2 separate regions of the Homo sapiens genome follow, and region 1 is linked to region 2. Evidence: chromatin loops called from intact Hi-C (ENCODE). Cell type or tissue: mucosa of descending colon. All regions are shown on one strand. Each heading gives the region's core, and the rest is flanking DNA. Links, peaks and the distances in the headings are about the cores only.

Evidence for each region. A loop is a pair of places that touch in the nucleus more often than their neighbours do. Peaks named below come from ENCODE experiments on the same cell type or tissue, not always from the same donor. Only the 100,000 strongest peaks of a DNase experiment are listed, where the experiment ranks them.
Region 1: it touches region 2 in a loop (2.2-fold over the local background); 92 of 110 quality-filtered maps call a loop at or near these places.

What each region holds. Positions count from the first base shown.
Region 1 is chr1:206,585,668-206,601,195 of GRCh38, forward strand. EIF2D (eukaryotic translation initiation factor 2D) reads right to left here. Exons shown (of 15, transcript NM_006893.3): 8 at 14,596-14,641; 9 at 14,066-14,169; 10 at 13,796-13,945; 11 at 13,336-13,425; 12 at 11,433-11,528; 13 at 10,051-10,171; 14 at 7,952-8,126; 15 at 5,975-6,178. The coding sequence ends at 6,108. It overlaps RASSF5 (Ras association domain family member 5), which reads left to right. Exons shown (of 6, transcript NM_182663.4): 6 at 1,159-3,781. The coding sequence ends at 1,311. Among named protein-coding and RNA genes, the nearest start is that of EIF2D, 19 kb to the right of the region's middle. RefSeq lists an enhancer at 2,432-2,932. In mucosa of descending colon, for the core only: no CTCF peak of the experiment used is centred there; no DNase peak of the experiment used is centred there.
Region 2 is chr1:206,534,245-206,549,772 of GRCh38, forward strand. It overlaps RASSF5 (Ras association domain family member 5), which reads left to right. Exons shown (of 6, transcript NM_182663.4): 2 at 3,928-4,049. Among named protein-coding and RNA genes, the nearest start is that of RASSF5, 34 kb to the left of the region's middle. RefSeq lists enhancers at 9,943-10,487, 10,431-10,670, 10,488-11,030. In mucosa of descending colon, for the core only: CTCF peaks have their summits at 10,708 (motif pointing right) and 10,907; DNase peaks (open chromatin) are centred at 6,337 and 10,741.

The DNA of each region.
Region 1 (15,528 bases), core at 5,127-13,126, 53 kb after region 2:
GACGTTTTTGAGCCATTTGTCCTCCCTTTTCTTGACCTCCATCCCCCAAGGGGAGCTAACCAGTGTGTAGTCTTGTGGCATAAACTGGAGTAAAACCAGGCCGGTGCCACCCATGGCCTGAGAATGACCAACAGGGGAAGGTCTCAGTGTTTGTCACACTGTGTTCAGTGGAGGCCTAGAGTTTTAAGGAGTTTTGGGAGTCACTGCGGAGATTTAGGGATCAAGGCAGCTGGGACTCTGTCCCTTCTCCCCATTTCAGCAAGGGCCGCTCTGCTCCCATCTGCTTTCTTTATTGGCATCTGTGCAGAATATGTTTGGAAAAAGTACTCCATGGACAGTAGCTGAATGCTGCTGGCCCTGTGGAAAGCTCAGGCACTTTGAAGTGTGGAGACCTGGGCTCTAGTTCCAGTTCTGCTGCAATGAGCTCTGTGATTGTGATTACGCCACCTTCCCTGTGTGGACTTGAGGTTTCTCACTTATCCATAGCGAGGACCAAACCAGATAAACCTTAGTACTCTATTGTGCTCAAAGAGCTTAGGAGTCTCAATTGTTGGCCGCACAGGGCTTGTGCTCTTGGGTCAGCCTGATGGAAGTCCAAATTGCCTTCTGCCATCAGAGGCCAAGTCCTTTAGGGGTAGGCCTGGGCCAGTCAGGCTCTCATTATCTGCTCTGCCAGTCATGGGAGGTAGATACCCCAATTTCCCAGCAGATAACAGGCTGAGAAGGGTGGAAAGCTGTGCTCGAGGTCACACTGCTGGGAGAGGTGGAGTCAGGCCCAACCCCGGTCTCCTGAGTCCACGTTCCACTCCTCCACCTGCTTTCTGAGGGTCTGCATGTTGGGAGGCTGGGTGGTTCCAGCATCACTGTCAAGATCTCGGCTGCTACACAGAAACTTAAGATTATTGAGTTTCAAAATAAAAACATGGTTCATAGACTGGCAACTCTTGGTCATGAGATGCCAGCATTTGGAATTTTGTTGCTGCTATGACAGGCATGCAAAGCCCAGGCTTCGCTGATTCAGTCTGTTCAGTAGCAAACTGTGTGTGAATCACGGATGTGAACTGGGAAGGGGAAGGCAGCAGGGTCTCTCAGGTCGTGTCAACTTCTAACCTGTCTCCTATTCTGTTTCTTCCCACAAATCTCCCTCTCGCCTCACAGTGGGATGCCTTCTCCATCCCTGAACTTCAGAACTTCCTAACAATCCTGGAAAAAGAGGAGCAGGACAAAATCCAACAAGTGCAAAAGAAGTATGACAAGTTTAGGCAGAAACTGGAGGAGGCCTTAAGAGAATCCCAGGGCAAACCTGGGTAACCGGTCCTGCTTCCTCTCCTCCTGGTGCATTCAGATTTATTTGTATTATTAATTATTATTTTGCAACAGACACTTTTTCTCAGGACATCTCTGGCAGGTGCATTTGTGCCTGCCCAGCAGTTCCAGCTGTGGCAAAAGTCTCTTCCATGGACAAGTGTTTGCACGAGGGTTCAGCTGTGCCCGCCCCCAGGCTGTGCCCCACCACAGATTCTGCCAAGGATCAGAACTCATGTGAAACAAACAGCTGACGTCCTCTCTCGATCTGCAAGCCTTTCACCAACCAAATAGTTGCCTCTCTCGTCACCAAACTGGAACCTCACACCAGCCGGCAAAGGAAGGAAGAAAGGTTTTAGAGCTGTGTGTTCTTTCTCTGGCATTGATTCCTCTTTGAGTTCTCTTACTTGCCACGTACAGGACCATTATTTATGAGTGAAAAGTTGTAGCACATTCCTTTTGCAGGTCTGAGCTAAGCCCCTGAAAGCAGGGTAATGCTCATAAAAGGACTGTTCCCGCGGCCCCAAGGTGCCTGTTGTTCACACTTAAGGGAAGTTTATAAAGCTACTGGCCCCAGATGCTCAGGGTAAGGAGCACCAAAGCTGAGGCTGGCTCAGAGATCTCCAGAGAAGCTGCAGCCTGCCCTGGCCCTGGCTCTGGCCCTGGCCCACATTGCACATGGAAACCCAAAGGCATATATCTGCGTATGTGTGGTACTTAGTCACATCTTTGTCAACAAACTGTTCGTTTTTAAGTTACAAATTTGAATTTAATGTTGTCATCATCGTCATGTGTTTCCCCAAAGGGAAGCCAGTCATTGACCATTTAAAAAGTCTCCTGCTAAGTATGGAAATCAGACAGTAAGAGAAAGCCAAAAAGCAATGCAGAGAAAGGTGTCCAAGCTGTCTTCAGCCTTCCCCAGCTAAAGAGCAGAGGAGGGCCTGGGCTACTTGGGTTCCCCATCGGCCTCCAGCACTGCCTCCCTCCTCCCACTGCGACTCTGGGATCTCCAGGTGCTGCCCAAGGAGTTGCCTTGATTACAGAGAGGGGAGCCTCCAATTCGGCCAACTTGGAGTCCTTTCTGTTTTGAAGCATGGGCCAGACCCGGCACTGCGCTCGGAGAGCCGGTGGGCCTGGCCTCCCCGTCGACCTCAGTGCCTTTTTGTTTTCAGAGAGAAATAGGAGTAGGGCGAGTTTGCCTGAAGCTCTGCTGCTGGCTTCTCCTGCCAGGAAGTGAACAATGGCGGCGGTGTGGGAGACAAGGCCAGGAGAGCCCGCGTTCAGTATGGGTTGAGGGTCACAGACCTCCCTCCCATCTGGGTGCCTGAGTTTTGACTCCAATCAGTGATACCAGACCACATTGACAGGGAGGATCAAATTCCTGACTTACATTTGCACTGGCTTCTTGTTTAGGCTGAATCCTAAAATAAATTAGTCAAAAAATTCCAACAAGTAGCCAGGACTGCAGAGACACTCCAGTGCAGAGGGAGAAGGACTTGTAATTTTCAAAGCAGGGCTGGTTTTCCAACCCAGCCTCTGAGAAACCATTTCTTTGCTATCCTCTGCCTTCCCAAGTCCCTCTTGGGTCGGTTCAAGCCCAAGCTTGTTCGTGTAGCTTCAGAAGTTCCCTCTCTGACCCAGGCTGAGTCCATACTGCCCCTGATCCCAGAAGGAATGCTGACCCCTCGTCGTATGAACTGTGCATAGTCTCCAGAGCTTCAAAGGCAACACAAGCTCGCAACTCTAAGATTTTTTTAAACCACAAAAACCCTGGTTAGCCATCTCATGCTCAGCCTTATCACTTCCCTCCCTTTAGAAACTCTCTCCCTGCTGTATATTAAAGGGAGCAGGTGGAGAGTCATTTTCCTTCGTCCTGCATGTCTCTAACATTAATAGAAGGCATGGCTCCTGCTGCAACCGCTGTGAATGCTGCTGAGAACCTCCCTCTATGGGGATGGCTATTTTATTTTTGAGAAGGAAAAAAAAAGTCATGTATATATACACATAAAGGCATATAGCTATATATAAAGAGATAAGGGTGTTTATGAAATGAGAAAATTATTGGACAATTCAGACTTTACTAAAGCACAGTTAGACCCAAGGCCTATGCTGAGGTCTAAACCTCTGAAAAAAGTATAGTATCGAGTACCCGTTCCCTCCCAGAGGTGGGAGTAACTGCTGGTAGTGCCTTCTTTGGTTGTGTTGCTCAGTGTGTAAGTGTTTGTTTCCAGGATATTTTCTTTTTAAATGTCTTTCTTATATGGGTTTTAAAAAAAAGTAATAAAAGCCTGTTGCAAAAATGACTCATGTTAGAAACGTCTCCCTTGAACTTCACCATCTTACGGACACTGGGAGCGGGGGAGAGAGGGTGAGAATGGACATGATCACATGCTTCCTGGTGGAGTCAGATTTTCTTTTGCCAGTGAGCAGAGAAATGAAGGCTACTGTTCAAATAATTTGGGAAAAATTGTCCAAATGCGTAGGCGGGAGGGCGCTGCCTGGGTGACCAGCTGTTCCATGTCTCCGCAGTGCAAGAGAGTCAAGGAGACTGATTGCAGGCAGAGATGCTGATGTGTGGGAAAGAGAAGGGCCTTCTGGAGCTAAGGGTGATTTGACACCAGGACAGGCTACTGAGCTGAGCCATGATTCTTCTACTTCTGGAATTATTTAAAAATAAGGTAGAAAGGAATAGATCTTTAAAAGTTTAAGATCACTTCACCTGGAGGAAGGGGGCTAGATCAAATGACCAAAACAAACAGTCCTTTCACTTGAGTTCTCTGACTTTCATCAAAGGAACATCTCAGTAATCATGGAAATAACCACATTAAATTATTAAAAAGAAATTCTTGCTGCCTTCCAGTATTGATCACATAGAATGCAATACATGGGGCCCAAAGAATGAATGAATGTCCAACAAGCATCCTTAAAACTGCCCAAGAATGGGGCACATCTGTAACATTTTTGTTCATCTAAACCCCCAAGAAATGTATCTTTCAATGATTTTGCCAAAGTCCAAAAATGAAGCACTTTCTGCTTTTCATTGAATCTCATATGGTTACAGCATAGGGTTAATAAATTCAAAGTTGTACGTTTGACATTGATACAGATTATTTGACTTAGCACATAGGAAAAAGAACCTGTTACACAGTCTGGCTCTACTCTGCCTTTGAATATGTCCCTATGCTGTTCACAGGGGGAGAGGGAAGATGACTCAATGCAAATGTGTCACCGTTACTGGAAAAACCACTCAATGCACAGGTCTGGACAGCACTGTGTCATGGCAGAATTGTGGGTCAAACCACAATTAAGGGTAGATGTTCATTTTAGACCCAGCCCTACCACTTACTGGCTTTGTGTCTTCAGCAGAGATCAACAAGGCGGGACATGACCTTTCTTAGCCTCCACTCCCTTCAAGATCGTGCAAAACAAATCAAGTTTGTGAAAGAACTTTGCACAGTGCTATATTTTACTTGTATTCACATAAGGAACCATAGTTCATTACTACTATACAGATCATAATCCCTCAGATCAGACTCTGGCAGGCCAAAGGCTTTAACAGGATCCTGTTTAGGCTCAATTTCTGGAAATCCCTTTCCTAGTTTCATATGCTCATGCCGGTAGAGATAGGATTAGTGAAATTAAGGAGTTTACTCATGAGTAAAAAGGTCTATTCTGGGCCTGATAACAGACGGTAGGAGGCGCCACACACACATTTTCAAACCCATTCCTTTTTTCCTTTTCAAGCCTCAAACGGGCAATTTGTGGATATTGTGGATATTTTTAAGCCTTTCTTATCTCAGTTTGAGAAAAACTGAGAAGAGAAAGAAACAAGTAAACTGAAGTGCAACTGTCTCTTAATGGTAAAACCCAAAAACTCAGGGAATTTAGCCCAGTTCTCCCTCCTATTATACAAGGAGAGATCCAGTCAGTGAAATGATTCCATAAACTGAGCAGGGACCAGCGCAGTGGTTCTGCACTTTTCTGGCATCAAGTGATCCCTTTGGGAATTTGATGAAAGCATGGTCCATCTCTCAGGAAAATGATCGTACAAAATCTGTGCACCATTTCAGGGAGTTCATGGATCCTCTAAAGACCTATTAAAGACCCCTTCCATGACCTCCACGTTAAGAAGTTGGGGCTGAAGAGGGCATGTGTTGGATGAGACTCTTCACTGTAACAAAGCTGTCATCTTGGAGTTACATCACAAATTTACCAGTTAGTGGCAGTGTCCTAAAGTTGGGGAAGAATCACTGTCCTATAGAAACCCACGTCCTAATATGCCTGTATACTGTTTCTGATTTCTATCTAGCCTAAATTCTACTGCAATTTAGGGTCAATTCTTTCTTCTGTTGCTTTGATTGATGACAGAGAACAGCTGGGATCTGTTTTCTACGTGACTAACCCTTTAGAGATGTGAAGGAACTATTTTGGGGCTAGGAAGTTAATTAGGCAGTAGGATATTTGGTAGAAGGTCTTTAAAAAGAGGAAGGCCCCACCTGTCCGAACTCTGAATGGGCTGGCCTGCCTGGAAAGCAGGGAAGGAATGAAATCATTGAAACCACATGGACAGAATGGCAGCCACCGTGACCTCTTCTGTCCATTTAGAATACTCCCGACTTCAAAAATTAGTACATTTTAGCTAAGTGGAGGAAACAAGAGGGAAGTCAGATTTAGATTAGAATAAAAATTTATTTTTGTAAAGAATTATATTTTGTATTTGCAAAAGCTGAAAATGCTCATAAAAATTACCAGCCCAGAGCTTGGATTTCCACCGGATCCACCACGTGAGACAAAAGAGTCTGTCACTTCTTCTTGCCAGGTTTGAGGGCCTTTTCTAGACCTTGGATGTGTTTTCGAGGGAGCTGATACTCTTCTACAATCCAAAAAGCACACACTCCTCAGCGGAGCATGACCTTGCTCCCCGGCTGGCCCTCCACCAGTCCCCGTTGCCTCACAATGTCATTCCACCCAGCTCAAACTCAACTTCGGGACTGACCACTTACGCCTACACCTCACAGCTGATGTGTATATTTCTGAAATTTTCACACTGAGAGCTACTTTCTGGGTGTATTTCAGGCATTTATAATTTTTTCACGAGAGAGAATGTGTCTGTTCAGTCTGTGCTCCTCGCTCTTGCTCATAACATTTCTTCTCAGTACCTTGTATGGGGTTCTTCACATAAAGAGGCTCAACTCTAGAAGTTAACTGTCAGGTACTGCCATAGGCCATGGAATACATTTGCCTAAATGAGCACTTACTATCCGCCAGGCCCTGAGGATGAAAAAGGCAAGGTTTCTGGCTCATGCAGCTCAGTCTGGCAGGAGGTTCAGACATTAGAAAAAATTAGCCAAGCTGCAGACATTAACCGGAAATATAAACACAATTGGAAAGTGCTACATTAGCAATGTTTAAAATGCTAATTTAGGCTCAGGCCTCCCAGGACCCCTGGGCTGGGCCAGTGAGCCTCTGAGGTCAGGTGGGCTTGGGCGTGGGAGGGCATCTTAGGCAAGGGGATAGCCCAGGCGGAAGCACATGTGGGTGAACATGCAAGGAGAATCTGGAGAACTGCAAGGAGACCAGGACAGCTGGTGCCTGCAACATGGGTGTAGGAGCTGCCAGAGAGAGCCTGGCAGGGAAGGCTGGGGTCAGGCTGGGAGGGTCTTGTTTATTGAGCTTAGGAGTTAATTCTGAAGGCATTGAAGAGGCATACAAAGTTTTTTAGAAGGGAGTGATGTGATCATATTTGTTTAAGAAAGCTGACTCAGGCAGAGATGTGAAGGCTGGTTTGAAGTGAGGAAAAACGGGAGGCTGGGTTACCCAGAGTTAGTAGAAAGAACTTAGGCTTTAGGCCAGGCATGGTGGCTCAAGCCTGTAATCCTAGCACTTTGGGAGGCCGAGGCAGGCGGATCATCTGAGGTCAGGAGTTCAAGACTGGCTTGGTCAACATAGTGAAACCCCATATCTACTAAAAATACAAAAATTAGCTGGCCGTGGTGGCATGCGCCTATAATCCCAGCTACTCGGGAGGCTGAGGCAGGGGAATGACTGGAACCTGGAAGGTGGAGGCTGCAGTGAGTGCAGTGAGCCAAGATTGCGCCACTGCACTCCAGCCTGGGTGACAGAGCGAGATTCTGTTTCAAAAAAAAAAAAACTTAGACTCTGGAGTCTAAAAAAGTTTCGTGCCCAGCTATATCACTCAAGAGTCAGAGGATCTCAGGGCAAGGTACGGAACCTCTCTGGGCCTCAGTTTCCTCATCTGCAAAACAGATAACAGCTCTGCAGCATCATTATGATTAAGAGAGATGCCTGCAAAAACCCCAACAATGGGCCTAGCACAAAAGTTTGGGTGCTCGCCATATGTTTTATAGAAAGGGACCAACCAGGAAGAAAACTACTCTAATAGTGGAAGAGAAAACACTGAATTTGGAAGGAGCCAAAGGATCTGATTCAAACACTGGTTCCCTCTTCTCTAAATAGCTACTAAAAACTAAATGGAGAGAGAGAGAGAGAGAGAGCGAGAGAGAGAGAGAGAGAGAGTGTGTGTGTGTGTGTGTGTGTGTGTGTGTGTGTATTATGCAAGTTGAGTTGGCAGGAAGGTCTTTGCTGAGCTAGACCAATGCCTCCACTCTTCAGAGGGGATGCTCACCAAGCAATAGCCAGCCGAGGTGGTGGACCTGGTTTCCCTGGATCTGCACCTGAAGGCTGTCCTTGGCCCCAGGGGCAGGATTGACGGTGGTGCTAGCCTGGCATCGCTGCTGAAGGATGGCAGCCACTGAGTATGGGTCCAGACCATAGGCCTCCAAGTTCCGGACCACGGTCACCTGGGGGGACAGTGGGGACAGAGACTGACGGTGGTGACTGCATTCCCTTCCCTCCAGAGGGCCTTCCAGAGCCTCAGCAGCCTTCTGAGCCCCTGTGTTCTCTGATGGTTCACCATTCCTATAACCCTAGTACTTTTTAAATCCAAATCACTTATTTTTGTGCTTCTAAATTGATTCTGTCTACCCCATCCAATATATGTATTACATATTTAGAGGGACAGATACTCTCTGTATCACACAGAATGTCTACTTCTTTTTTAAGTTTTATTTGGAGAATTCAAAACATAAATGAAAGCAGAATAGTATATAAACCCACATGTACCTATCACCAGTTTCAACAATTACCAACTCATGGCCAACCTTGATTCATCTATACCCCTGTCTACTCCCCACTCCTCTATTACTTTAAAGCAAACCTCCCCAGACATCAGATCATTTCATCTATAAATATTTCAGTATGTATCTCCAAAAGACAAGGCTCATTTAAACATAAAAACAAAACCATCATCACACCTAAAAATAAAGTAACAAACAATAGCTCCTTAATATCAACAATCTAGTCAGCAACACATGCATTCTTCTGGTATTCAGCTTCACAAATGACAAGTATGTGACTTTGAGATAAAAAAGAAAAATGTTAGTGCTTTTAAAATATCACAATTCTCCCCCTTGTTGCTTTAAAACAAATTCTTTCTCATTCATGACTACAGATAGTAAAGTGTATTACTATCAGGGGTGTGTGGGGGATGACTGCTATCAATAAAGACTATAAAAGCTCCAACTAGCCTTACGCTTATCAATGAGCTCCAGACCCAGAAAATCTTAGAATCAATAAGACTTTAGAGGACGTATCTCTTCCAATTGCCCACCTGATGCATGAACCCCCAACTACATCCTCCCCTGACAAGTGCTCACCTAATTTTTGCTTGCAGACTCTCCAGAAAAAAATTCACTATTTTATGAAGCACCAATTTCAATTTTGGACAATTCTATTTGTCATTATTAACAGAAAATTAGTGTTTACATAAACTATATATATGAAAATTATTTAGTTCAGTGTCTGGCACATAATTAAACACTCAATAAATAGTGACTGTTACTAATTATTGTAAAGATTATCATTACTGGTTCTCAATTATTGAGAACCAAGTATTTATATGCCAAGTACATTCTAAGTGCTTCAGCCATGTATACGCCTTCATTTGATCCTCACAATGCCTTACCAGGTAGGTATTATCCCCATTTTTCACAGAGTAAAACTCAGACAAAAAGAAATGAAGTAACATGCTCAAGGTCAGGCAGTGAGGCAACGGCTGCATTTGAACCCAGTACTATCCAAAGCCCACGCTCGTAACTGTACACTACTACAAAGTTCTTGAGTCTTTACAAAGACAGACTCAAGTCTGCCTTCTTGGCATTTCCACCCAATAATCCTATTTCTGTCCTTTCAAGGCATATAGAATAAGTGCCCTACTTTGCCAGGGGACAGCTTTGCACATATTTGAGGAGAGATGTCATTGGTTCCCCACAATTTTGTGTTGCCAAGCTAAACACACTCAGTTCCTTCAGCAAGTTTTTTACAAGTTATTTTCATTGAGCAAGGCCTAAGAGGTGAAAGAATATGTGGGAGCTGAATGTCCATAACATAGTTCTAAGAAAAAAATGAAAATACAATCTTGTTTACTTTTGGAACCAGGCTCTAGCAAGTTTCCTAGAACAAAATCCTAGAGGGCAGTGAGTGAGCGGGGTCAGCTTTACCTGTTTCATACAGAGCCCAGCCCAGGCACATAAACACGGGTGTTTCATAAAAAAATCTTTGATGAGTTTGAGGCCAATCTAAAAACCTCCAATCACATTAGGGAGACCAGAACTTGGCAAGAACATTAAATCACTATCCTTGAACATTGTGTCTTTCTAAAATTACCTTTTTATTAGACGCTCTTTGTGCTAGGGTGATGTCAATTGGACAGATTCTCCCTTTCTTCACAATGGGCTCTTGTCCGGGAAGGGTCACTTGATAGGCAGGCTGTAATTTTTCCAAACACCTGAAACAGAAGTTATGAGTTGCAAACTGATAAAGCCAACAGAAACCATTTCCTCATACCCCACTACCAGCAGGCAGTTAGGTGTAGGCTGAAATTGCAGGTCCACAACCTTGGCTGCACATTAGAATCATTCAAATCCCTAGGGAGCTACAGCCCAGATCAATGAAATCTGTATCTCTGACTAGGGCTATGTATTTTTTAAAGCTCCCTAAAATGCGGCCAAGGTAGACACCCACTGATTCAAAGATGGGAACATCAGTGACTTAGGCCCCTGGAAACGGTCCACTGACCTGGCCTTTTGAGAATCTGCCCAGTCTGCCCTGTGGAGGCTACTACCTGTCTCAAGAATGTGCCTTAAGTGGCCCATTGCCTGCGAGTGCTGCTTCACATTTCTGACATGTTTTATAGAGAACTTTTACCACGAGGAGTTTCTACCTTTTATCTAACCAAGTTTTCTCTTGCTATCACATATATCAGGATCAACAACTTTTTCTATAAAGGGCTAGACAGTAAATATTTTTGGTTTTGCCAGTCACCTGGTCTCTTACAACTACTCAGTTCTGCCATTATAGCATAAAACCAGCGCACAGACAACACATAAATGGATATGGTTGTGTTCCAACAAAACTTTATTTACAAAAACAGGTGGCAGGCCAGATTTGACCCATGGGCTGTAGTTTGCTGACTCCTGACAATAAACTATTTTCAGTTATGTGGAAAAGAAGGAATATTAAAAATTTTTCCTTTAAAGACTTTAAGACACTTTTCCCCAGCCTTCTTTTGCTTCTGCATCTTATTGAAGTTTTATTTTATTTTTTCTTATTTTTTTAAATGCCCTCACTTTAACAGAGTAAGTTCTTTTTTTGAGACAGGGTCTCACCTTGTCACCCAGGCTGGGGTGCAGTGACATGAAAATGGCTCAATGCAGCCTCCACCTCCTGGGCCCAAGCAATCCTACCGCCTCCGCCTCCCAAAGTGCTGGGACTACAGGCATGCACCACTATGCCTGCCTGAAGTTCTTATTTTTAATTAATGTTCCTTTTTGTTCTTCCTTTCAAGCTCTCCCATGTCATATTGGCTCAAATTGTTCCAAAGACCCCCCAAATCAGAGTTCCTCAAGCCTGTGTTTATGTAGACTGACTTGGTATGAATTACAGAAAGAAAATCAAAGGCTAAGATAGTGACAGTATTAAAGTTCAATGTGATCAACATTAAGGCGAGGGGATAGAAAAGTTGGAGAGGGACTGCCAATGCTCGTTACCTGGTCAGAAGACTGTCCCATGGAAGCTTCATGACTGTATGCTGTTCATTTTTCTCTAAGATGCAGTCACATAGGATGGGATCCAATCTCACAAGACTAAAGGGAAAGAAGAGGCAATGAAGAAATCCTAGACTTGTCCCTTCTGACCTGAAGGCTAATTCAGGATTCATCTCTCGTACGGCCTTTATAGACATTCAGGATATGAATCAATTATGGGCCCACAGTCCAAAAGGCAATGTACCTTATGGGTGGGAGATACACGAATGCTTTCCTAGGAAAAGCAGGAGGTGGAAGGGAAAGTGAGATGGGATAAATTTGAAGATCAGGAGCCTTTGCTACTAACTAAGCATGTGACCACAGCTTTCTAAGCTTAGCATCAAAATTGGCTAGTGAGGAAGAAAGAAAGGAAGTGGGGATCTTTAAAATGAAGGTGTTGGCCAGGTGCAGTGGCTCACGCCTGTAATCCCAGCACTTTGGGAGGCTGAGGCGGGAGGATCACCTGAGGTCAAAAGTTCAAGACCAGCCTGGCCAACATGGTAAAACCCCATCTCTACTAAAAATAGGGCCGGGCGCAGTGGCCCACGCCTGTAATCCCAGCACTTTGGGACGCCGAGATGGGTGGATCACTTGAGGTCAGGAGTTCAAGACTAGCCTGGCCAACATGGTGAAACCCCGTCTCTACTAAAAATACAAAAATTAGCCGGGCATGGTGGCGCATCCCTGTAATTCCAGCTACTTGGGAGGCTGAGGCAGGAGAATCGCTTGAACCTGGGAGGCAGAGGTTGCAGTGAGCACAGATTGTACCATTGCACTCCAGCCTGGGCAACAAGAGCAAAACTCTGTCTCAAAAATAAAAATAAAACATAAAATAAAATGAAGGTATTAGATTAGGCTGGTATGTCTCAACTTTTTTATCATGATGATGTTTTTTTAAAGTGAAAAAAAAATTTTTTTTTGAGATGGGGTTTCACTGTATCACCCAGGTTGCAGTGCAGTGGCATCATCATTGCTCACTGCAGCCTCAACCTCTTGGGCTCAAGCGATCCTCCCACCTCAACCTCCCAAGTGGCTGAGACTACAGGCATGCCCTACCATGCCCGGCTAATTTTTGTATTTTTTGTAGCGACAGGGTTTCATCATGCTGCTCAGGTGGGTCTCAAACCCCTGGCCTCAAGCAATCCTCCCACCTCAACCTACAAAAATGTTGGGATTACAGACATAAGCCACAGTGTCCGGCCATTAAAGTAAAAAACAATTAATGGAACTCTCTTCATCTGGTAGTTTACCATCTGTATCTCCTTTTAAGAAAATAATACCATAATGGGTACAAATATACAGTTAGATAGAAGAAATAAGTTTAGTCTTTGAGAGCAGAGTAAGGTGACTGTAGTTAACAACAATGTATTGTGTATGTCAAAATAGCTAGAAAAGAGGACTTACAGTGTTCCCGACACATAGAAATGGTAAATACTCAAGGTGATGATACCCCAAATACCCTGCCTTGATCGTTATACACTCTGTGCATGTAACAAAATACCATGCACCCCATAAATATGTACAAATATCTATCAATAAAAATAAATACCTAAAGCTATGATGACTTCAGTAAATTCTTTGTAAGCTTGCATTTTATTCCTCACAATAGCCAATTAAAGATGATTCATGGGTATTTGTGAGAGAATATTTACTTAGTCGGTAGTCAATGTTGATCGTATACATGGATCTGAACACCCCAGACAATAACTGAGTGTCCACAGCCCATGGTTTGGAAACCACTGATCTTAATTACCTCTAAGATGCTATGGTTTTCTATTCTCCCTCCCAGACATCCTCCCCAAATGTGTCTATGTCTGATAAAGACAAAGACCCAATAAGACAGATCTGGTGCTTCTCATGCACTCACTTTTTGTTGTCTGCATCAACCAGGTCATTTTTCTTGGCGTAGTTAATGACGATCGTTCGGACCTCACTGCCCTCCAGAAAGCTCCCCTTCCTAGGTGAGGAGAAGTGACCCAGGGGTTAGTTCATGCTGTGCCATGAGACAAAAATGCAGATGCCCAGACTCACTCCCTGCTGAGCAGGGAACTTTCCTTAGCTTTCGGCCTCTAGTTTCTTCCCTTTTCCTGACTGAAGTGAGCATGACCATGTGAAGAATAATTACACGCAGAAAAGGGTGAGACCTACTCGTTCATTTAGTCCAGAGGAACTTGCCCAGGGAAGAAGGCTGGAAGCTGGATTTTGGAGAAGGGGAGAACAGGGGCAGAGCAGGTTTTGCCAGTCGCAAAAGAGCACTACTCAGGTTGAGAGGAACTGTAGGCCAGAACACCAAGCAGGCAGAGAAGGGCTGCTCTCCAAAAACTCACTTGTGGCCAGACTCCTGGAAGAGCAGGGTCATGCTGGCTGGGACACAGTAGAGGGGTTTTATATCTGGAGGGTGATAGGGCTGTTCCCTGCTACCCTCCTGGATAGTCTGGGAGGTCGGGGAGGGCTCGGGTATGACGAAAGATGTAATCCTAAAACCCAGCAGAAGGAAAGAAAAAACACATTTTATACTAGCATCTCAGCAATCCCCAGTCCGTGGCCCAGGTGCCCTGGGGCCAGCTGGGCTACAGTGACAGGCCCCCTGCACTCACCTCGGGTGTTTCCAGTCCACAGCCACAATGCTCTCCACCCCTTTGCTCAGCTCCTTCACCTGTATAATCTGCTCCTGCTGCATTTGCTGCAGGAACTTAGAGAGCTAAGGGAGAGAGGGCCAGTGGTAGGGGACTTCATTGATTCCACACACATACTGAGCACCCAGGATGTGCCAGAGTGAGCTAGGCAGGGACTGTGCAGGGATATGAGACAGCCCCTGCCTTCATCAACCAGGAACTGGGAGGCCCCCAACCTGAGGGCCAGGGAGCAAGAAGCTGCTAGAGACTAACCAGTGAGGCCGTTCAGAACTCTAATCAGATATAAAGGGGTCAAAGGAGAAAGGAAAGTGGGTGCCACCAACTGCTTCAGCCCAGGGAGAGTTTCTTTCTTCCCCCTTATACTTGGAGTCAAAAAGCTTAATTCTAGACTGAGCCTGGTAGACAAGGCTTCCCCAGCATCCATCTGGCTTATGTCATATGTGCCCCTACACAACTCTCTGCATGGGTCTGCAAAGAAGATCCTTGCTTACCTTTTTGTAGCTTGACTTCTTTATGTCCAGTTGTCGTCCTTCGGGGCTGATGGCAGATGGAAAAGGCAAATTAAACTAATGAGCAGTCATACTGGGACCTGCCTGACACTGAGAGGAGGGCCTTTTTCCTCAGCCTTCCTCCCCCACCTTCAGAGAGAGGCCACTGTGCCAGAACTCTCTGCCCAGGGATGACAGCAGAGAGGGATGCAGACTATGGGACATTCTAAATCAGTGCTGTTCAAGAGAACTTTCCATAGACGTGGAATGTTCTCTGTGTTGTCTAACAGGGCAGCCATTAGCCACATGTGGGTAGTAAGTACTTGAAGTGTGACTAATGTGACCAAGGGAACTGAATTTTAAATTTTATTTACTTTAAATTAATTTAAACTGAAAATAGCGACATGTGGCCAGTGGCTACCACATTGGATACAGCCTTAGATTCCTCCCAGACCAGACAACCTTCTGTGGCCTCCAAAGTTGCAACAGCAAACTCACACTGTGGGCAGCCAGGCCTGGAGTGGGGCCCAGCAAGCCGCATCCTGGGGTCAGGTCTGGCCAACTAATTATCTACTGTCTATGGTCACATTAGTGCTACAATGGCAGCATCGAGCAGTTGCAACAGAGATGGTGTGGCCTGCAAAACTGAAAATATTCATATTTACTATCTGGCCCTTTACAGAAAAACATGCTGACCCCTGCACTACAGCAATTAGTTTTGGAGAGAACATTCCTGATAAAAGCTTACATCTTCTCTCAAAACATGACACGCAATAGCAGTGGATTCTCGAGGAGTCCTTCTAGAATCCACCCCAGAATCCTATCCTACAGAATATTCTGGGGCCCCTTTACCATATATTTGCAACCCAAGAAAGTCAGAACAGATTACCAAGTATCCCTCCACACACTCCAGACACCACATTTGTACAGGATAGC
Region 2 (15,528 bases), core at 3,330-11,329:
GCCTCCTTCTATATACTTTCATAGGCCCCTCTTCCAAATCCTGGAAGCACATTTACTTCCCTCAAAGCATCCCCTAGCAATAGGGATAGGGTCTGTCATTGGAAGGAAAGGCTACAAAGGGGAAAGGATCATTTGATTTTACAGATGGCAATGTCAATATCAAGAAATGCCTGTTCTCCCGGAGAAACTACAGCTAGTTTCTCCTTAATCTGTTGCTGCCTCTTGTTTGCAAGATCCTTGTCCTCTTTAGTGATGACAGAATCCCCTGCCTCCTCTTGGCCCCTGTGATAAGGTCACAGGATTTACCTGGAGTCTCATCTCCTCTGGAAGCTCCCCAGAGCTGCCTGCACCCTGAAGCCCTCCCTGCCTGTTCTGGCTGGCAACTGTCTCTAGTTGAGCAAGCTTCCTAGGTCTGTGCCACAGCCAGGCCCCTGCTTTGGGCTGTCTCTGTTGTTAGTTATCTTTTCACATGTGCATCACATCTGCCCAGTGAGCCTGGGTTTCCCAGGTTTCTTTTCTAATTCATCCTCACCCTCGGGCTAGCACAGAGCACGAGGAAGCCCCCATGCTCCAGACATTGATGCTGCTGCCAGAGGCGATGGCACTAGCTGCCCAGGGAGGGCTGAACCCTTCCTTCCTAGAAGCCATGCTCCACCCAGAGTTTCACTTTTCCCTCCCTCCTTCCTCATCCAAACTGAGCACCTGGCCGGGTGCGGTGGCTCACACCTGTAATCCCAGCACTTTGGGAGGCAGAGGTGGGCAAATCGCTTGAGCCCAGGAGTTCGAGACCAGCCTGGGAAAAATGGTGAAACCCTTTTTTAATTAGCCAGGTGCAGTGGTGGGCGCCTGCAGTACCAGCTACTCAGGAGACTGAGGTGAGCCCGGGAGGTGGAGTTTGCAGAGAGCCACGATAGTGCCACTGCACTGCAGCCTGGGTGGCAGAGTGAAACCTTGCCTCAAAAAGAAAAAACAAAAAACAAAACATAAATTGAGCACCAGCTGAAGGCTGTGGAGGACAGTGGAATACCAAGGGCAGGGGTTGGTTTGGTTTGGCAGCAGCTGGTGACGAGCTGCCTTAAGGGAACTGTGGTCTGTGGAGAATTAACCACTGGGTCTAGTGGAATGTGGCTCTGTCTTTGGAATCTCATGGGTCTCCCCAATCCCTGAAAATGTCAGGCCTGCAGGCTGTTGCTTTTGGGTTTGGAGAAAGGCATGGGGGCTCTGACTTCATCTCTGCTGGCCTAAAAGCCCTGGGCTTGGCATTTCCAGGACGAGGAAGTATGAAGATGTGCTTCAGAGGTTTTGCTGCAGCCTGTGATTACATGGTCCGATGGAACAAAGTCTTTGGTGCTCAAACATGCTTCTTATAAAATCCCAGAACACTTCTCAGAGTCTTCTGCTACTTAGTGTTGTCCAGCTCAGCATGGTGATGTTTTCAGGGTGTGTGTGTGTGTGTGTCTGTGTGTGTGTGGTGTGTGTGTGTGTGTGTGTGTGTGTGTGAGAGAGAGAGAGAGAGATGGAAATTGAGAGATTCAGATGCACAGGTGGACATAGACTGCCTGTGCCAACAGGACAAGGAGCTAAAAGAGGAGGAGAGAGAAATTCCTCCTCTCCCAGGTGCCTTCCCATTTGTGAGTTATGGCAGCTGTCATCACCGTGGAGCTGGGCGAGCTTTCAGTCCTTCCTCCTTTTCCTTGCTGCCATTTCTTGGCATCCTCAGAGCATTCTTCATCGCTCAGAGCTCTACCAGAGCCATACAGGTGTGTCCCAGGGCCAGCGCCAGGAACAATGCTGCCCATTGTGGGTTCTGGCCTCAGTGCTCCCTTATCAAAACCCTGGTATTTCTGGGCACTGCGGGCAGAAGTTTGGCCTGCACTTCCCTTTGTACCCTTCACCTTACTAAAGGGGAGGCTGTTTTTGTGCTGAGCAAGAGGTCTCCCACGGAGGACCAGAAATGCATGTGGGTGCCTGCAGGTAGATGGGTGCATGCCCCAGGGAATTGACTTCATTCATTTCTGTCTCCAAGTGAGAGGAGGAGGGAGGCGTAGAGAAGCGTGGGATCTGAAGGAGAGGATATTGGTGGGCTTCACTTTCGAGCACAAAGGAGATGAGCAGTGAAGGTTCCAGACACTGTTACAGAAAGGTGGTCAGGCCATGGGTAGGAAGGTCGTGCGGTTCTGGGATCTCTGTGTGTCCCCACATTTGTCAGGGTGCTCCCCTATGGACATTAGTGGCAAAACCCGTGCAAGAAACATGGTCCAGGTGCTTATCTTTGGGGGAGTAAGGGAAGGGGCAGCTGGGGAGAGGGGGGTGTCATTCCAAAGCTCCCCAAAAGTGGGGAGAAAAGGAGCCATCACCCCTCTGCCAAGATAGAGTGTGCTGTGGTGGCTTTTAAAAATCGACACCAAATGTACTGAATTTTTGGAGCTTGTTAGAAGGAAGGAAAAGCATTTCGAGGTGCCTGAGCCCTTATCAACAAAAAGTGGCCCCCTAATCCCCAGGTATGCAATCAAGTCCAGGCTGTCACGACTCCTGCCACAAAACCCGCCCACCCTAACCCATCCTCATGACTTGCCTTCACAGTCCAGAAGGAAAATTTATGAGATTCCAGCGCCTAGAAGGCTGGGCCTTCTGGCCGAGCTGAGGCACCTCCAGAATAGGTGACTCCAGCTGACCTGGCAGCTATCTGTGAGGACCACACCTCAGATCCGAGCATTTTCCCTGCGGATGGACTTGTGTTACTTTCTTCTGCTGCCACCTTGTCTTCACTACCCCCCACCCCCGCTCCCCTGCCCTTCCCTCGCCTCCCTGAGTCTCCTGCTGCCTTTGACTTCACCTCCCTTCTGCCAGGAGGCTCCAAAGAGAGCCCTTGAGAAAGCTGGAAAATACTAGCAGCCTTGGTGCTGCCACCAATGAGCTGTGTGTCATTGGGCACCTCACTTTTTCTCTCTGGCCTCAGTTTCCCCATCTCTGAGGTAGTCCCCAAAGCTCTTTTCAACTCTGGTCACTAAGTCTCTGCTTCCATGGAAGTGAACATTGTCGATGGAATGTGCTTCCCCCGCTGAATCCCCGGATCTGGGATGTGGTCTGTGGGCTATTTCAGCTGCATTCAGAGTAGCATCCCCACATTCTAGCCTAGGCCGGGTCAGAGAGAGGTAACAGCACTTCCTGCTGATGATAATGCCTTTGTCTCTGGAAGCACTTTTAATTCTTCAAGATATGTCCTCCTTTATAACTAGAAGCAGGCAGGGGAGCTATTACCCATACAGGCTGAGTATCCTTTATCTGAAATGCTTGAGACCGGAAGTGTTTCTGATTTTGGACTTTTTTCAGATTTGGGAATATGTATGATACCAGTCAAGCATCCCAAATTTGAAAATCAAAAATCCGAATTGCTCCAGTGAGCACTTCCTTAGAGTGTCATGTCGATGCTCAAAGAGTTTCAGATTTTGGAGCATCTTGGAGATCTGATTTTCAGCTTGGGGATGCACAACCTGTATTTTACAGATTGGCAACATAAGGCCCATAAAAGTCAAGTCCTTCCCCAGGGATTTATGGGTGCTGGTGATTAATGTAAAGTGGTAGAAAGAGCACCAGTCTGGGAGGCAGAAGTTCTGACCTTGAGAAAGTCACTCAGTCTCTAGGCACTGATTTTCTATCTGTAAAATGGAAATAATAATGATTGCAGAGTCACACAAAGTAATGCAGGTGAAAGCAGTTTGCAAACGCGTAGAGCACTTAACTTGCATCCTTCCTGGGGGATCCGAGAGCAGGGTGGCATTCTCACGCTGTCTCCCGCCCCACCACTTCTCTCCTGCACTGCTCTTCCCACTGGGAACTAATGCAATCTCCAAGGTTATTTCTCTGGGTGAAAGTGGGGAGGAATCCTGCCTGTCCTCTAATCTCCCTTTTGTTCTTTACCTCCAGACTGTAAATTCACCTGTCACCCAGAATGCCGCAGCCTGATCCAGTTGGACTGCAGTCAGCAGGAGGGTTTATCCCGGGACAGACCCTCTCCAGAAAGCACCCTCACCGTGACCTTCAGCCAGGTAGGTGCCAAAGCTCTCGTACCAAGCTGGGAACAGCCTCTGCAGGTGCCCCGGGCTCCACTTTCTCTCCCAGGAGCTCTGGTGAGCAGGAGGTGGCATGAGGCCTCAGATTCCACATGCACTGGATGGAGTTCACAGACACCCTGTTCCAAGGGGACTAGGGGAAGTGACACAGAGAACTCTGAAGATACTCAGAAGTCCCCTGTAGTTCTCCCCAAGTACAGAGCCTATTGTGGCTTAGGGCTCTGAGCCAGAGATGTGGGTATGAGTGAGCAGTGGGGTGGCTTCCAGAGAAGCCTTCTGACGGTCCCTAAAGGCCTCATAGCCCTGGGACAGTGGGGATGCTGGGGCTGAGGCATCTCAAGCACATTGTCCAGCCAGGCCAGCCCAACCTTCAGAGAGGCTGGGCAAATGTTCTCTCCCTGTGTTAAAGAACCAGAAAATTGATGTCCAAAGCAGCTTTTGGTTCTGGGTTTTGTAAAGACACTTGAACTGTGATGTATCTGAACTTTTATTTCTAGGATTTAGAATGGAGACAGAGGAGTGTGTTTATTGCTTCTTGCATTGAACAAGCATTTGTTGAGTATCTACTGTGTACCAAGCATGGGTGAGAGTTGGGGTAATAAATGCTACGTCACAATTCTTGTCCTCAGACAGCTTGCATTCTGGCAGGGGAGGCAGAATACCAACAAATAGCATACACTGTGATGCATTTTGCAATAAAAGTATGAACCAAGTGTTTGGATATATAGTGCAATTGTTTCTGCTGGGAGAAATCAGGGAAGGCTTCCCAGAGGAGGTGATGTTTGATTTAAGCCTTAATGTGTGGGTTGAAGGTTGCGAGTCAGGGAAGTAAGAATATCATCCTTTAATTCATTTAACAAATAAGTTTCGAGTGTTCACCATGTGCCAGGCCCAGGAATGCTGAGGATTTAATGATGAAAATTACAGACATGGTTTCTACACATCCGGTGCTTACAGTAGGGTAAGGGAGTGAGACTTTAAACAAATATATCCTGTGTCTCTGACGGAAAATCTCAAGGTGCTCTGAGAAACTATACTGGGGGACCCAGGTGCTGGATGGGAGACTCACGAGCAGCCCCCCGGTCTCCAGAGTAGCCATCACATGCTTTTTCTGGAACACAATCAACAGTGTTCAAATGCCTAATTCACCATGGGTGTTACCAGCCTCCCAGCTGTTCCCTCACGCCTTTCTCTCTCCCTGGAAAAAGAATTATTAGAAAGCAAGAATGATATATGTTTTTATAAGGGTGATGCTGGATTAGTTCTAAAATGTATATTTTAAAACTCTGCACATCGCTCCACAGACGTTGGAATAGTAACTATTTCTGGTGTAGCCTGAATGTAGCCTCTTGGAAGGGCCTTACCCTTAGCAGGAACTGTCTACCCAGGATGGGACACAGGGAAAGGAGAGGAGGCACATCTGGCCCCCAAAAGTGCTGATGGGCAATGCAGATGTTTCCTGAAGGTTTTCCTCAGAAGATAGAGGGAGGAGGTTACATAGTACACCATATAGCAACATTTCCTAAAAATCTTATTGAAACAACCTTTTCTGGTCTCAATTTGCTTTTCTCTTTGGGAGCTTCCAAGTGTCTCTTCTTTCTGATCTCCTCAGCCCTGCACGCCACCCTGGAGCCTGGCTGTCCCCATTACTTCCTGGGTCTCCTCTTTGTGTCTCTTTCTGTTCCTTCCTTTAGAGCAGCAGGTCTCAAAAGGCGGCAATTTTACTCACCCCCTAGGACATTTGTCTGGAGACATTTTTGGTTGTCACAACTTAGAGGATGCTACTGATTCTAGAAGAGGCCAGGAATGCTGCTAGCCGGCCTGTTTTGCATAGAACAGCCCCCCACAACAAAGAATTATCTGACCTCAAATGTCAGTTGGGCGAAGACTGAGAAACCCTGCCCTAGAGTGGGCTAGCCAGCTCCCAAGTGTGGCAGGCAAAAGGCCCAGGGAAGGCCTGGAGTTGGCTGGATTCGTTGTCTCATCCTCCAAATGTCAGCAGTGAAGAGATGCTTTCATGTCTGAGTTTTTGGAAACAGAGTGACCCCCTTTCCTCTGCTGGAGAGAGGAGTCAACCTTGGAACCCTCTGGCAAGTGAAATCAGGGCTTGTCTAGAGCAGAAACACCACTGAAACATTGCAGAGGAAGGAGCCAAGAACCCCGCGTGGGAGCTGAACCGCCCCCAGTGGGCAAACAGCCTGGCATGGGGTTTGCTCCTGGGCTGGCCAGATCAGGCTGCTGCTGTATTTGCCTTGGACAGGCCTGCCTGCATGCTTCAGCAGAACTGGGGCAGGACCCAGCCCTCTATCAATAAAACCTGGGCCCTGCTCCAGGCCCACTTGCCTCTTCTAAAAAGCCTGTTTGTGCTCATTTCCGCCTTGGCTTGATTTTCTGTTAAATCTCAAGATGGAGCTTTCTTTCACCTTGACATCATCGACCTGGGCTGAGCTAACTTCATGTGCTAGTGCTGTTTTCTTGGGGGATTTAAGGGAGCAGGGGCTCAGATCTGAGCTCAGCTACTTCCGGGTATATATGGCTTAGGGGGGTCTCGTCTCAGTGGCATTTCTCCTCTCTGATATATATTTTTTTTTCCTGAGACAGAGTCTCACTCTGTTGCCTAAGCTGGAGTGCAGTGGCATGATCTCAGCTCACTGCAACCTCCACCTCCTGGGTTCCAGCAATTCTGCCTCACTCAGCCTTCTGAGTAGCTGAGATTACAAGTGTGCTCCACCATGCCTGGCTAATTTTTGTATTTTCAGTAGAGTTGAGGTTTCACCATGTTGGCCAGGCTGGTCTCGAACTCCTGACCTCAAATGATCCACCCGCCTTGGCCTCCCAAAATGCTGGGATTACAGGTGTGAGCCACTGCGCCCGGCCCTCTCTGCTCTTTAAGGAAAGAAAATCATTTATTTTCCTCCATCCAGAGAGAACCATTCTTTATTAACATTTTTATATGTTCTTCCTGAACATTCATACATTTTTCAAAACATGATTGAGATCATCCTGTAGATAAGCATTTGGCCTCAACATTTCAAAAGCAACAATCCCAAGGTTCTGTCTTGTCTCTGCCATGCCACAGGGAGGCAGCTGGGGAGGAAGGAGGGACAGGTGTGGAAGCGGGCAGGAATGAGCTCAGAATCCCCAGTGGCAAACTCAAAAGGTCATCGGAAACAGGCATCAGAAACCGAGGAAGGCCGCTGGGAGCTGTCTGTGCTTTTGTCAACCACAGAAATGAGGGTTTTGGAGTTTCTCCTTAAAGATCTCTGAGGTCTCTGATATCTGACTTTTCCTTGGGCACCCATGCGTGACCAAGCAAATCTCCTTCAAGTCTACCCTAGACCCCTTTTTCAGTTTAAGCCTCATTTGCTAAGGAACATCATCGCTATTGGCTAAAGACCACAATCAGTTACCCAAACAGCTGCAGTTCTTCTATTTAGGATTATACCCCAAAGAATTTATACTTCTGGTGGTCTTAACGGTGCTCTTATCCTGTCACCCCTGGGAGGAAAAAAGCCCTCAGTGGCTCCTGGTGCCCTCACGATGAAGTGAGGCCTCTGATGGCTTGGTTCAGTCCTTTCGCTGCCTATGGAGAAGCTGGCCCCAAGAGAAGAAGTCTTTGTCCTTGCCCACCACTGGATTCTCATTATCACCCACTGCGGCCCAGGGCAACCCCGGCAGCTCTGTCCCTTTGGCCTTGGGTGCCGCTTTTCTTGGTACATGGAATGCACAGATTGCAAGAGAGAAACATAAGCACTATTCCTTCTACTCCAATCCCTTGCAGCCAGTGCTCAAATTTTATGCCAGCAGGCCCAGAGTCCTACCCCTTCCTCCTGACCCTCTAGAGTCCCTGATATGGTTTGGATGTGTGTCCCCTCCAAATCTCATGTTGATGTGTGGCCTCCAATGTTGGAGGTGGGACTGTTGGGAGGTGTTTGGGTCATGGGGGTGGATCCCTCATGAATGACTTGGTGCTGTCCTGCAATAATGAATGAGCTCTCGCTCTATTAGTTCACACAAGAGCTGGTTGTTTAAGACAACCCTAGCATCTCTTTTTTGCTGTCTCTCTCGAGTGTGACACGCCTGCTCCCCCTTCCCCTTCTACCATGAGTAAAAGCTTCCTGAGGCCTCCCCAGAAGCCAAGCAGATGCTGGTGTAATGCTTGTACAGCCTGAAGAACCCCAAGCCAAATAAACCTTTTCTCTTTATAAATTACCCAGCCTCAGGTATTCCTATATAGCAACACAAAATGGACTAAGACAGTTCCTGGGCAGCAACCTCGGAAACCAGGCTCCCAGGCCCTCAGCTGCAAAGGCCAGCCCCTCCCATGGCCGTTCCCAGACCACACTCAGGCACTTTCCCCACTCAGGACTCAGGCCCTGCTCATGTTCCACCTGTCTACTATTTACTTAACATTTCTCTTTAAATAGACTTATTTTATTAAATTTAAATAAACTTACATTAAAGGAAATTTTAAAATATCCTCGAATCACTGGTTTGATGTACTTAGGAATTTTTTCTCAGCACACATTAAATGAATACTTATAATTTCTTTTAATATGTGTCTAAGGACTGCCTCAAATTTACTCCACAAATATTTATTAAGCCAGGCACTAGCCAGGCACAGTGGCTCACACCTATAATGTCAGCACTTTGTGAGGTCAAGGCAGGAGGATTGCTTAAGCCCAGGAGTTTGAGACCAGCCTGGGCAACATAGCAAGGCCTTGTCTCTACTAAAAATTAAAAACATTGGCCAGGTGTGGTGGTGGTGTGCATCTGTAGTGCTAGCTACTTGGGAGGCTGAGGTAGGAGGACAGCTTGAACTGAGGAGAAGGAGGCTACAGTGAGCTATGATCATGCCACATGCCACTGTACTCCCATCTGGGCAGCAGAGTGAGACCTTGACTAAAAAAAAAAAAAAAATCCACGCACTGTTCTAAAGTCCTTTCAGGTGTCATTTGTGGGAGATGCTGCCCTATCGAGGCCACTCTCTTTGGCCATCTGGTGCCTGGACTACCAGGGCACTGGGTCCAGGGAGTGCCTAAGGGGCAGTGTGAGCAGTGGAGAGAGCTCCTGGGATGCTGAGAAGGAATTGCCAGCTGTTCTTACCAATACCAAGGTGCTCTTCCAAAGGACACTTGGATCTGTATATACTGATACGGAATTGTGCAGCATGAATGCAGGTCCCTCCACGGTACACATAGGACCAGGCCATTTGTATTTTGCATGTATATATACACGTGTGTGTGTATGTGTGTGTGTGTGTGTGTGTGTGTGTAAATGCAGAACGAGGGCCTGGTAGTGCTCAGCTAACTACTGAAAGAGATTTCACCCTGGAAGGGGGTGGACGTTGAAAGGGGTAGAGTGAGGCTCTCACCTTTTGCCCTTTGTTTCTGTGTTGTTTGAATAGCCAAATGCTTTTCATATGTTCCTAATGTCATTTTTTATTTTTATTTTTTATATTGAGTCTTGCTCTGTCACTAGGCTGGAGTACAGTGGTGCAATCTGTGCTCACTGCAACCTCCGCCTCCTGGGTTCAAGAAATTCTCCTGCTTCAGCCTCCTGAGTAGCTGGGATTACAGGCGTGCACCACCATGCCAGGCTAATTTTTGTATTTTAAGTAGACACAGGGTTTCACCATGTTGGCCAGGCTGGTATTGATCTCCTGACCTTGTGATCCGCCTGACTCGGCCACCCAAAGTGCTGGGATTACAGGTGTAAGCCACTGCACCTGGCCCTAATGTCATATTATTAAAAGGCAGTAAATGTTTTCTTAAAACACAGACCCTTGGCCTGGGTGACTGAATAGCTAGGTTCTAATCCAGATTGTGTAGACGAAATACTTGACATATGAGCCAGGACAAGCCTCTTAGTTTCTTTGAGTCTCAGGTTTCTCTTCTGAGAAATGGGACCCTGTGAGGCTCCAGCGAGAAGAGGTGTGTGAAAGCATGAGTGGACAAAAGCATGAGTATTCTAGGTGGCAGTCCTGGGCCATCTCTGGTACCTCTAACAGTCTTGCTAGATGTAGATTTTTTAACTGTGTAACTCCTGTGATGAAAGCCCTCAGTGGCTTCCCATTGCCCTCAGAATGAGTCTAAATCTGGATTAGCACACACAACCCTTATGGTCTGGCTCTGCCAACTCTCCAAAACACCAGAAAGTAGGGTTGTTGTCCTGGATATAAAACCAGGACTCTCTGGCTTTGTGGTTTGGGTGGACATTTTTTGCTATAAGGTTTATGACTATTGTTGAGGCCCCAAGTCACTATTCCACCCTGTGGATGAGTCCCTGTCCCCACTCACCAAAGGAGCAGATGGCTTCCAGGGTTCCAGGATAGATCAGCCGGCCAGCCAGCATTTCAGCCTTGCAGGTCCCTGCTGCCTTTCTGCCTACACCCCCAACCCCAAACACTGTCAAGCCTTAGCAGGGCCCCTGCTGCAATCACCCCTCAGCCCCTGCAGCAGAGTAGTGACTCCGCTGGCTTGGAGTTCTGTGCTTCCTGGCTCCCAGTCCTTTGCTCCCTCCTGCAGACATGCCACTGTCTGCATTAACGCGGTCTCTACCTTTCCAGACCCTTGAGAAAAAAAAAAAAGCTCCTGCGGCCAGTCCTGCCTTGTCCCTCAGCCCAACAGCCACGTGTTGAACCCAGGATGACCACGTGGGGGAGCCAGAGAGCAAGAAGAAATGCGCCTAAAAGGGCAGGTGCTGGGGGTGGGGGGATGTGTCCTTTCCTGAGGCCCCGGGCTCCCTAACACACTTGATAGACCTACCTGCACATCTCTCAGGAAGTGCAGGGTCTTGGGTCCCTTCTGGAAGCTTCAACACATGTTAATTGAACTGTGACTGATAACAACAGTAGCTGACATTTTTTGAGGCATACCTGTGTTCTGTCTACTCATTTCATTTATTATTGAAAGAAGTGTTGAAATCTCCAACTATAATTGTGGATTTGTGTATTTCTCTTTACAGTTAATATGCCTGTATTTTGAAGCTCCATTATTAGGTGCATAAACTTTTAGGAATTTCTTGTGTTTTTTTTTTTTTTTTTTTTAACAGACAGGGTCTCACTCTTTTCACCCAGGCTGGAGTGTAGTGGTGCTCATTGTAACCTTGAACTCCTGGGCTCAAGTGATCCTCCAGCCTCAGCCTCCCAAGTAGCTGGTACTACAGGTGTGTGCCACCATGCCTGAATATTTTTTGAGTTTTTTTATAGAGATGGGGTCTTGCTCTGTTGCCCAGGCTGATCTTGAACCCCTGGCCTCAAGCGATCCTCCTAAAGTGCTAGGATCACAGGCACAAGTCACCACATGGGATACTTTTAGGATTATTATGTCTGCTTAGTTAATTGACCTGTGTATCATTATGAAATGACCTTCTTTATCCCTGTTAACATTCTCTACTATGAAATCTACTTTGTCCAATATTAACATAGTTACTGCAGCTTTCTTTTAATTACCATTAGCATGGCATTCCCTAATCTACCCTTTCATTTTTAGGCTATGAGTCTCTTTATATTTAAAGATCATTTCTTATAGGCAGCAAATAGTTGGATCTTGTTTTTTTTTAAACCAATCTGCTCATCTCTACCCTTTGAGTATTTAGATCATTTGCATTTAATGTGATTATTGATATAGCTAGATTTTTTTTTTTTTTTTTGAGACAGTCTTGCTCTGTCACCCAGGCTGGAGTGCAGTGGCGCGATCTCGGCTCACGATATAGCTAGATTTTAAGTCTATCTTCTTACTACTTTTTTTCTTTTCTTTCTTCTTTTTCTATTTTTTTTTTTTTTTTTTTTTTTTTTTTTTTTTTTTTGGGACAGGATCTCATTCGGTCACCCAGGATGGAGTGCAGTGACACAATCATGGCTCACTGCAGCTTCAACCTCCCCAAGCTCAGGTGATCCTCCACTTCAGCCTCTCGAGGAACTGGGACTACACATGCACCACCACACCTGGCTGACTTTTTTGTACTTTTCGTAGAGACCGGGTTTCGCCATGTTGCCCAGCCTGGTCTCAAGTGATCAGGGGCTCAAGTGATCCTCCCACCTCAGCCTCCCAAAGTGCTGGGATTATGGGTATGAGCTACCGCACCCGGCCAGCTATTGGTTTTCTATGAGTATTCTATCTGTTCTTGGTTCACTTTTTCTTTTTTTCTTTCTTGCCTTCTTTTGGACTACTTGAATGTACTTTATGATTGCATTTTATCCCATTTGTTGCCTACAAGCTTTAACCCTTTGTTTTGTTATTTTAATGGTTGTCTTAGCATTTACAGTATATAAATGGTCCTTAATTTATGGGATTACATCCCAATAAACCCACTGAAAGTTGAAAATACCTGAAGTCAAAAATGCATTTAATACACCTAACCTACCAAACAACATGGCTTACCCTAGCCTATCTTAAATGTGATCAGAACACTTACATTAGCCTATAATTGGGCAAAATCATCTAACACCAAACCTATTTTCTTATGAAGTGTTGAATATCTCATGTAATTTATTGAATGCTGACCTAAATTATGGTTTCTATCAAATGTGCATCTCTTTAGCACCATCTTAAAGTTGAGAAATCATAAGTAGGACCGTTGTAAGGAGGGAACCATCTGTACATCTTTAGCTCATCACAGTCTACCTGTCAAATGATACTATGCCATGTCATGTATAGTATAAAACCCTGGCTAGGCACAGTGGCTCACACCTGTAATCCTAGCACTTTGGGAGGCTGAGGTAGGAGGGTCATTTGAGCCCAGGAGCTCGAGACCAGCCTGGGCAACATAGTGAGACCCTGTCTCTATTTTATACCAAAAAAAATTTTAAAAAAGAAAAGAAAAGACAAAAATGATAGTATCCTTCCATTTCTCATCTACAGACCTTTGTACCATTCTTGTCCTGTATTTTATTTTCGCATATACTACAAGCCAGGGGTCCCAGCCCCCAGGGCCACACACATGGCCTTTTAGGAATCAGGTTGCATAGCAGGAGGTGAGCAGTTGGAGAGCAAGCCACGCTTCATCTGTATTTACAGCCACTCCCCATGGCTTGCTTTACAGCCTGAGCTCTGCCTCCTTGTAGACCAGCGGCAGCATTAGATTCTCGGAGGAGCCTGAACCCTATTGTGAACTGCGCATGCGAGGGATCTAGGTTGCGTGCTCCTTATGAGAATCTAATGGCTGATGATCTGTCACTGTCTCCCATCACCCCCAGATGGGACCATCTAGTTGCAGGAAAACAAGCTCAGGCCTCCCACTGATTCTACATGATGGTGAGTTGTATAATTATTTCATTATATATTGCAATGTAATAATAATAGAAATAAAGTGCACCATAAATGTAATGCACTTGAGTCATCCCCAAACCACCAGCCCCACCCCAGTCCATGGAAAAATTGTCTTCCACAAAACCAGTCCCTGGTGCCAAAAAGGTTGGGGACCACTGCTATAAGCCCCTTACAATATTGTTACTATTTTATTTAAATGGCCAATTATATTTTAAAGAGATTTAAATGATAAGAAATTGTTTATTCATTTGGTTACCATTTCTGGTACTTTTTTTTCTTCTGGTAGATCCAGGTTTCCATCCGATATCATTTTCTTTCTGCCTGAAGGACTTTCTTTAACATTTCTTGTATTTGTGGGTGTGCTGATGATGAGTTTTTTCAACTTTCCATGTCTGAAAAAGTTCTAATTTCACCTTCCTTTTTGAGAGATTTTTATGGGATAGAAATTTCTAGGTTGGCACTTTTTTTCTTTCATTATTTTGAAGATGTTGCTTCACTACCTCCTCACTTGCATTATTTCTAACAATAAATTTACTGGTATCTTTATCTCTGCTCCTCTGTATATAACATATTCTTCTTTTTTCTTTTTATCGCTATGTATTAGTCTGTTTTGTGTTACTATGAAGGTATACCTGAGACTGGGCAATGTATAAAGAACAGAGTTTGACTCATGGTTCTGCAGACGGTACAAGCATGGCACCAACATCTGTTTGGCTTCTGATCAGGACCTCAGGAGGCTTTACTCATGGCGGAAGGTGAAGGGAGAGCAGGCATGTCACATGGTGAGAGAGGGAGCCAGAGAGAGAGGAGGAGGCGCCAAGCTCCTTTGAACAACCAGCTCTCACATGAAGGAACAATACGAGATGCTCATTACCATGGGGAGGGCACCAAGACATTCATAAGGGATCTGCCGCCTCAACCTAGACACCTCCCGCCAGGCCCCACCTCTAACATGAGGGGTCAGATTTCAACATGCGATTTGGAGGGGACAGATATCCAAACTGTATCACACTGGTTTTGAGCAATTGGTTACAATGTGCCTTTTGTACTTGTCTTTATGTTTCTTGTACTGGGTGTTCATTGAGTTTGTTGGATCTGTGGATTTATAGTTTTCACGAAAATTGGAAAAATTGGGGGCATTATTTCTTCAAATATTTTCATACCCCCCCACTCTGAGGATACCACTTACATGTATATTAGACTGCTTGAATTCGTTCCACAGCTTACTGCTCTGTTCATTTAAAAAATTCTCTTTTCTTTCTGTGGTTCATTTTGTTTTGTTTTATTTTGTTTTGAGACAGAGTCTCGCTCTGTTGCCCGGGCTGGAGTGCAATGGCGCGTTCTCGGCTCACTGCAACCTCTGTCTCCTGGGTCCAAGTGATTCTCCTGCCTTGGCCTCCCAAGTAGCTGGGATTACAGGTGCCTGCCAACGCTCCCAGCTAATTTTTGTATTTTTAGTAGAGACAGGGTTTCACTATGTTGGCCAGGCTGGTCTCGAACTCCTGACCTCAGGTGATCCACCCACCTTGGCCTCTCAAAGTGCTGAGATTACAGGTGTGAGCCACCATGCCTGGCCTGTGCTTCATTTTGGATCATTGCTATTGCTGTGTCTTCAAGTTTGTTAATCTTTTCTTCTGCAAAGTCTAATCTGCCATTAATCCCCATCTAGTATATTTCCCATCAAAGGCATTGTAAATTTCAACTCTAGTGGTTTGATGTGGATCTTTTAAATATTTTCCATTTCTCCTACTTAACTTTTTGAATAAATAGCATATACTTATTCAGACATTTCTCTGGGCTCCTCACAGCCTATCCCCTTCTACCCTAGAAGCAGTGGGCTGCCTGAGACACCAGAATTAGTGTCTTTGACCAATGCTAATATCTGTGTCAGTTGTGGTCAGTAGTCGAGACAGAGTCTCACTAAGTTGCCCAGGCTGGTCTTGAACTCCTGGCCTCAAGTGATCCTCCCACTTTAGGCTCCCAAAGTCCTGGGATTACAAGCATTAGCCACTGCACCCAGCCCTGTGGAAATATTCCTGAGTTTTGTTCTAGGACCCAGTTAAATTACTTAGAAGTTCGATCCTTTTTAAGGTTTTAAGAGCCTCTTTAAGATTTGTCAGGATTGGAATAGTCCTCAGTCTAGGGCTAATTATTTCCCACCACTAAGGTAAGACTCTCTGTGT